Regions from separate parts of the Homo sapiens genome. Here regions 2 and 3 are each linked to region 1. A link is a loop called in an ENCODE intact Hi-C map of the cell type or tissue named here. Cell type or tissue: heart right ventricle. All regions are shown on one strand.

The links. A loop is a pair of places that touch in the nucleus more often than their neighbours do. Peaks named below come from ENCODE experiments on the same cell type or tissue, not always from the same donor. Only the 100,000 strongest peaks of a DNase experiment are listed, where the experiment ranks them.
Region 2: it touches region 1 in a loop (5-fold over the local background); 34 of 110 quality-filtered maps call a loop at or near these places.
Region 3: a loop joins it to region 1, with 2.2 times the contacts of the local background. A loop is called at or near these places in 29 of 110 quality-filtered maps.

What each region holds. Positions count from the first base shown.
Region 1 is chr9:36,165,204-36,167,703 of GRCh38, reverse strand. No RefSeq gene overlaps it. Among named protein-coding and RNA genes, the nearest start is that of CCIN, 2.9 kb to the left of the region's middle. RefSeq lists a silencer at 901-1,110 and enhancers at 710-1,210, 1,301-1,410. In heart right ventricle, a CTCF peak has its summit at 993 (motif pointing right); DNase peaks (open chromatin) are centred at 1,013 and 1,413; H3K4me3 peaks cover 1,133 bases; H3K27ac peaks cover 1,831 bases.
Region 2 is chr9:35,953,881-35,956,380 of GRCh38, reverse strand. No RefSeq gene overlaps it. Among named protein-coding and RNA genes, the nearest start is that of OR2S2, 3.0 kb to the left of the region's middle. In heart right ventricle, CTCF peaks have their summits at 1,057 and 1,259 (motif pointing left); a DNase peak (open chromatin) is centred at 1,274; H3K27ac peaks cover 246 bases.
Region 3 is chr9:36,007,939-36,010,438 of GRCh38, reverse strand. No RefSeq gene overlaps it. Among named protein-coding and RNA genes, the nearest start is that of RECK, 28 kb to the left of the region's middle. In heart right ventricle, CTCF peaks have their summits at 1,305 and 1,513 (motif pointing left); a DNase peak (open chromatin) is centred at 1,478.

The DNA of each region.
Region 1 (2,500 bases):
AAGAACTGACTCAGCCCAAGAAGACAGCTCCAACTCCCATGATTTCATCTCTGACCAATCAGCAGCACTCCTGGCTCACTGGCTTCCCCCTACCCACCAAGTTATCTTTAAAAACTCTGCTCCCCCAATGCTCCGGGAGACTGATTTGAGTAATAATAAAACTCCAGGCCGGGCGCGGTGCCTCATGCTTGTAATCCTAGCACTTTGGGATGCCAAGGTGGGCGGATCACCTGAGGTCATGGTTTCGAGACCAGCCTGGCCAACATGGCAAAACCCTGTCTCTACTAAAAATACAAAAATTAGTTGGGAGTGGTGGTGCATGCCTGTAATGCCTGTAATCCCAGCTACTGGGGAGACTGAGGCAGCAGAATCGCTCGAACCCGGGAGGCGGAGGTTGCAGCGTGCCCAGATCGCACCATTGCACTCCAGCCTGGGCGACAGAGTGAGACTCCGTCTCAAAAAAAAAAACCCCAAAAAACAAAAACAAAACCCTCCAGTCTCCCGCACGGCTGGCTCTGTGTGAATTACTCTTTCTCTGTTGCAATTCCCCTGTCTTTTATTACCCAACCCCCCAACCCCCCTCACCCCCCACCCCCAGTAGCTGGGATTACAGGCGCCTGTCAACATGCCCGGCAAAGTTTTGTATTTTTAGTAGAGACGAGGTTTCACCATGTTGGCCAAGCTGGTCTCGAACCCCTGACCTCAGGTGATCCGCCCGCCTCGGCCTCTCAAAGGGTTGGGATTATAGGCGTGAACCACCGTGCCCGGCCTATTATTAGAGTTTAAATGAGAAAAGGACTGGAGAGTAGTGGGCTTGTCATAAAGCTCAATCAATGCTAGCTGCCGTTTTCTTACTCATATTACACCAGTTCGCCCAGCGCCGGCGTTCGTGGCTGCTCCCTTCATAAAAACTTGTGGTCATCGTGGTTCTGGTTTCGCGGTAGCTGAGGAGGCTGTGGCTACCTCGCGTCTCTTCTGGGCCCGCCGCCCGAACCCAGTCCAGCCACGCGGTGGCGCTGGAGGGTCGTCCCCGCCCCCGAGCGCACCGCCTCTGCGCCGGGCACCACCCCAACCCCTCTCCAGGATGGAAAAGAGGCGCGGGGCGTCCCCTTTTTCGCTTTGCCTCCACGCGCCACCGTGCAAAGGCGGCAGCGCCGTGCCGTCCGCCGCGACCCTGGAATTCAAACGGCAGGATCGGGGGCTCTCAGCCTTGCAGGACTCCTTAGATTTCCCCAGACACACACCTGTCCCCACTTTACAGATGGGGACGCTGAGCCCCCAACGGAGGCGCGCCCTCCAGAGGCCAGAAGACTGTCTCCGACTCCCAGTAACAGCTGGGGGGGTTTCCTGACCCCTGCGAGTCCTTTGCGGGGAGAGAGGAGGGTGCCCGCAGACTCGGACAGATTCCTGGCTGGCGTGGGGCTCCCGGAGTCCTGTGGGGCGTCTGTGGAACTGCTGTTCGTGCAAGAAGGGGATAAGCGCCAGCTGGAGCGCCGCGGGCGGGAGGGAGGGGGAGGCAAAAGAGCCCAGTAGCCCCACCCGGACCAGCCTTTGGGAAGAGACCCCAGAGAAGGGCCTGGACTTGCATCTCGCCCAGGCATTCGCGAGAAGGTACAGAAAGGACTTACCTCTCTGATCTCCTCCAATCTGGGCCCAAGCCCCACTCTAGACCCTCGGGCCGTCCTCAGTGCCCCTCCCGGGAAATTTCAGTATCAGCCTCGGGAATCTGAGCCGTTCCAGCTCTTTCCCTCCCTGGCTTAGTCATATTCTCATTCTCATTGTCTCCCTCCCTCGTCCGTTCATTCCAGACTAGTCTTTTCCTTATTTTTAGATTTGGTAACTTGAAAATTATTTGAAAATACGCCCCTTCCCTTTTTTTTTTTTTTTTTTCTGAGATGGAGTCTCACTCTGTCCCCCAGGCTGGAGTGCAGTGGCCCGATCTCGGCTCACTGCAACCTCCGCCTCCCGGGTTCAAGTAATTTCTTGCCTCAGCCTCCCAAGTAGCTGGGATTACAGGCGCGCGCAGCCACGCCCGGCTAACTTTTGTATTTTTAGTAGAGACGGGGTTTCACCGTCTTGGCCAGGCTGGTCTTGAACTCCTGACCTCGTGATCCACCCACCTTGGCCTCCTAATGTATGGGATTACAGGCGTTAGCCACCGCACCTGGCCAAAAATACCCTTTTAAACTGAATTTGTCCACCTTCCCGCCCGAATGCGATAGAGAGACTCGGTCTCTTGGGATATGATACGTGCACAAAGTGAAGAACTTCTGTTTTCCCCATTGGAAGTAGACTTCAATTTCAGCCTCCTCCTCCGGAGACCAGTCTCCCTGGGAGAATAATTAAGCCCTTAATGCCTCTTCAGCCCTTACCTTCTGCAAAGCAGCAGCAGCAACTTGGGTGAATGATGAGGCCTCTTGGTGCTGATGCCAGACACCTTCTGGCTCCCATGGACATGCAGGCTGGCAGATCTCGCCTCCTGGGACATCTTCACCCGGGA
Region 2 (2,500 bases), 210 kb after region 1:
AATTTCTTTTTTTTTTTTTTTTTTGAGACAGAGTCTCGCTGTGTCACCCAGACGAGAGTACAGTGGTGCAGTCTCGGCTCACTGCAACCTCTGCCTCCCAGGTTTAAGCAAGCCTCATCCCTCAGCCTCCTGAGTAGCTGGGACTACAGGCATACACCACCATGCCCGGCTAATTCTTGTATTTTTAGTAAAGACAGGGTTTCACCATTTTGGCCAGGCTGGTCTCAAACTGCTGGCCTCAAGTGATCCGCCCGACTCAGCCTCCCAAAGTGCTGGGATTACAAGCGTGAGCCACAGTGTCCTAGCCTATGGGGCTAAATTTTCATAGGTTTCTTTGTTCCAAGACTTCTCAGAGCCTTTATTATGCAAAGGTCCACTGTGAATGTTCAATAGGGTATAAAGTTGTAGCATTTCCTGAGCCTCCAAAGTTCAGCACAATAAAAATTGGGAAGCTTTTTTTTTTTTTTTTTTTTTTTGAGACAGAGTCTTGCTCTGTCATCCAGGCTGGAGTGCAATAGTAAGACCTCGGCTCACTGCAACCTCCGCCTCCCAGGTTCAAGCGATTCTCCCACCTCAGCCTCCAGAGCAGCTGGGATTACAGGCACCTGGCATCATGCCCAGCTAATTTTTGTATTTTTGTAGAGATGGGTTTCACCATGTTGGCCAGGCTGGTCTTGAACACCTGACCAAGTCCAAGGTGAACTCCTGACCAGGCCAAGGTGATCCGCCCACCTCAGCCTCCCAAAATGCTGGGATTACAGGCCTGAGCCACTGCGCCAGGCCAATGTTTTTTTACCTAAGGGTTTGGGCAGATTCCTTAACCTCTTTTGCCTATCTATTCATAGACACAGAAGACATACAAGAGGTTCAGAAATTGCTGTGGATGAAAAGCAGCAGTTTTATGGCAAGTTATATCAAAGTCTGAGAATATCAAAAGACTTATTTAAAAGGAAACTTTAGAAAGTGAATCTGTTTTTAAGAATAGTTCTTGGAATATTTTTGCTTCAAGTGATATATTTAAGTTTTCTTATATTTGTCAAGAATGAATTGGATCACTCGAGCTCAGGAGTTCAAGACCAGCCCGCGCAACATAGTGAGACCTTATCTCTATTAAAAAAACATTGAATTGCATAAGATAAGGATGTATATGTTGCTAATAAAATTTCACTATATTGTGTTAGTCTAAGGTTCTGATTTCTACTTGCCCTAGAAGAGAAACGATCTTGCTACTGCAGATACACAAGAGTGACATCTAGTGGCCATGCAAGCCAACTTCAGACATTTACAGAGCCATGTCGTGTTTTTAGAGGCAGCTGCACAGGTCTCTTTCTTCACCGCTAACTGCATAGTTCATGGAGTTTCTCTCCAATATCCCTGACCCCACTCATCCAGCATCTGCTTGGATACCTCCAGTGATAGAGAATTAACACTTCCAGGTTCTAGCTGTTTCATTCAGCCCTACTAGCAAATTCTTCCTTGAATTGTGCTAACATATACGTGTCTCCATTAACATCTGTCTCCGATAGCATCTTCCAGTCCTAATTCAGCTTCGTGCCTTTACATGAAATACACCTTATCTCTTCTTTCTTCCGATATATAAAGATTGTTCTCCTGGTTCCTGGGTCTTTTTCCCTCCAGCATAAATAGCCCGCATACTTCCACCTGTGCCAAAATCACCCAGTTTACCCAACTGACAGGTACTAAATTGTGTCCACAGTATCATCTAATTCCAGTGTGATATTTCTGAAAATACCTTGGGAATAATAATGATGGTGCTAAGCTAACTCTGTTTCCCCAGGGCAGTGGAGATCTGTCTGGCAGAGAGAGATACTTGAACAAGCCTGCCTTCTTGTGAGGCTGTCCTCCACTCACTTTCTCTTCCTTGAGGAATGGCAGTCATATCCATTTATATTATAAATTACATTATTATAGTGTAACTGTTGAGTCAGAAATTACATTGCTTCCTCTAGGAACAGTGGCACCTTTCACTCCCACTCTCTTTTGGGTGTCAAGGGGAGGCAAAACTATTATATTATTATACTTAATCATACAGACAAATGTATTATTTTAAAAATCACAGTTCTGGGTTAGTGGGTGCTTTAGGCTTTTACTCTAGTGACCAAATGCCCTACGAAATCTTTAAGTTAAAACTCCAAATATAAAGTATATCTGCTTTGGCTGAAATGGAGGTGGGGGGCAGAATAGATGTGGGGGCCAGGGGAGGGAGTTGGGCTCCATCTGCTCAGCCCACCCTTCATCCCCATCCCCAGGGTCCCCAGTCCACAGACACCACCAAACACTAATCTGATCCAAACCACTGGTGCCAAGAAAAGTAGACATTTTGTAAGGATATTTTGTTCCACTCCCAGAAATAAATGTGAAAATTTGGGGGGGAAATTTATATTCTAAGAAAAAACAGATTACCCAGTTAACCATTAAAAAGATAGACAACTTAAAATACCAATTACCTAAGGAGAAGTTGACAACTTGTCAGTTACCA
Region 3 (2,500 bases), 160 kb after region 1:
GCAAGCCCCCATTTCCTCAGCATGATGGCAGGGTGAGGCCAGATGATCTCAGACATTCTTGCAGGTTGAGGAGGTCTATTTGATTTTGTGAGAATAATATCATACCAATGAAACAGCTTCACATCTGCCCTCCTCAAGCCCCCATTCCATTACAATCAAGTCTGATGATAGAAATGTAACCATGCTGTTGATTAATGGGTGAAAATATATGGTTTGATCGAAGGAATAAGACCTAGTGTTCAATAGGTCAGGAGGGTGACTATAGTTTACAATAAGCTACTATACCTTTCAAGATGGCTAGAAGAGAATAATTCAAATATTTCTAGCATAAAGACAAATGTTTAAAGTCATGGATATCCCAACTACACTGACTTGATCCTTGCAGATTATATGAATGTATTAAATTATCACATGTACCTTAAAACCATGTATATCTATTATGTATCAATAATAGATATTATGTATCTATTATGTATATCTATTATGTATCAATTTATTTAAAAAATAAATATAGCCAATGCTAATGAAAATTGTGGAATTCCTTTCACCAAAACTTGCCCTTACTTTTATAAAAAAACATCATGAGCAAGAATGATCGATTTTCCAAGGTTTGGAAAGAGGCTACATGTCAGAAACAGTGACACTGGGTCTGAACGCCAGGGTGAGGGCTCAGGACATGTGACAGGTGAAGGGTCCTTTCTGCTTCTCCTGCCTCATGTGCTTGGGGCACAATCTCCAAAGGACTGGCCATCACCCTTAGAAGATAATTTAAATTGCAGTTTATTCTTTGGGACCATTGTAGACCCTGAAGTCATTTAAGGTTTGGAAAGTGAGTTGTACTCAGTTTAGAAACTTTCTATCCTTCTGGGATAACATCCCCAAGAACAAATTATGTTGGCAGCACTGGAGGAAGTCAGCTGTCTGCTTCTTCTCCCCCTTCTTCTCTCCCTTCCTCTTTCCCTTCCTTCTTTCCTTGTCCCCTTTCTTTCTTTCTGAACATCATAATCTCATTAACAGGGTCCAACAATCTGTGGGTTAGTGATTCCAGGATTCATTCAAAGCCCAGGTGCTTTCTCCTGTGCTGCAGCCGAGCCCCGTCACCCCCAGTCTGTGCTTACGCAGTGGCTTGGGGCATCTGACTGAAAGACCTTTACTCTCCCTCTAAATGTTCATCTCATTGGATTAAACACCTTGAAGCAACCTGCTGTGTTCTGCCTCAATCCTCACTGGGCACCCAAGTCACTGTCCTTTCAGCTTCCTGTCATCTGTGCACGTGCTCCCAGACCTCTTACGAGTCATGGACAGAATGTGACCCAGGACAGGGATGAGTCTAGAGAATGGGGACATTCCTTTATTCAGCAAACAATTATTGAGCGTATGCTCCATAAAAGGCAGAAATGTGTAGAGTAACCCAGGGTCCATGCCCTCTGGGAGTGCATCCTCTAGCGGCAAAAGGCAGAAATGTGCAGAGTAACCCAGGGTCCCTGCCTTCTGGGAGTGCACCCTCTAGTGGCGAGAAAGAGGCACATGAAAAAAATACAGTTGACCCTCGAACAGCGCGGGGATTAGGGCGCCGATCCCCATTGCAGTTGAAAATCCCCAAAACAACTACTAATAGCCTATTGTTAGACTGAATGCCTAATCGATAACATAAACAGTAGATAAACACATATTTTGTATGTTAAATGTATTATTATACTGTATTCTCATAATAAAGTAAGCTAGAGAAAAGAAAATATTAAGAAAATCATGCTGGGTGCAGTGGCTCATGCCTGTAATCCAGAACTCTAGGAAGCCGAGGTGGGTGGATCGCCTGAGTTCAGGAGTTGGAGACTAGCCTGGACAACAAAGTGAGACCCTGTCTCTACCAAAAATACAAAAATTATCCGGGTGTGGTGGCATGTGCCTGTGTCCCAGCTACTCCAGAGGCTGAGGAGGGAGGATGGCTTGAGCCTGGGAGGCAGAGGTTGCAGTGAAACAAGTTGGTGCCACTGCACTCCAGCCTGGATGACAGAGCTAGACCCTGTCTCTCTCTCTCTCTCTCTCTCTCTCTCTCTCTCTCTCTCACACACACACACACACACACACAAATCACAAGAAAGACAAAACATGTTTACTGTTCGTTAAGTGGAATGGGTCATCATAAAGGTCTTCATCCTCCTTGTCTTCACATTGAATAGGCTGAGGAGGAGAAGGAGAAGGAGGAGGGGTTGGTCTTGCTGTCTGAGGGTGGCAAAGGAGGAAGAGGTGGAGGAGGTAAAAGGGAGGCAGGACAGGCAAGCACATTCGGTGTAACTTTATAGAAATACATGGTAATTTCTGTCTGACTTTTTAGCTTTGGGAATTGATTAGCCTTTGGCTACATGGGACATAATCACTTCCTCTTTCATGACAGACAGTCTACAAGTACACAAGGGTAAAGAATATTTCCCAAAGCATGTTTGGCCATTGGGATGTCCTTTAGCGGTGATGTGGCAGAACTTGGAAGACTCTTCATGCT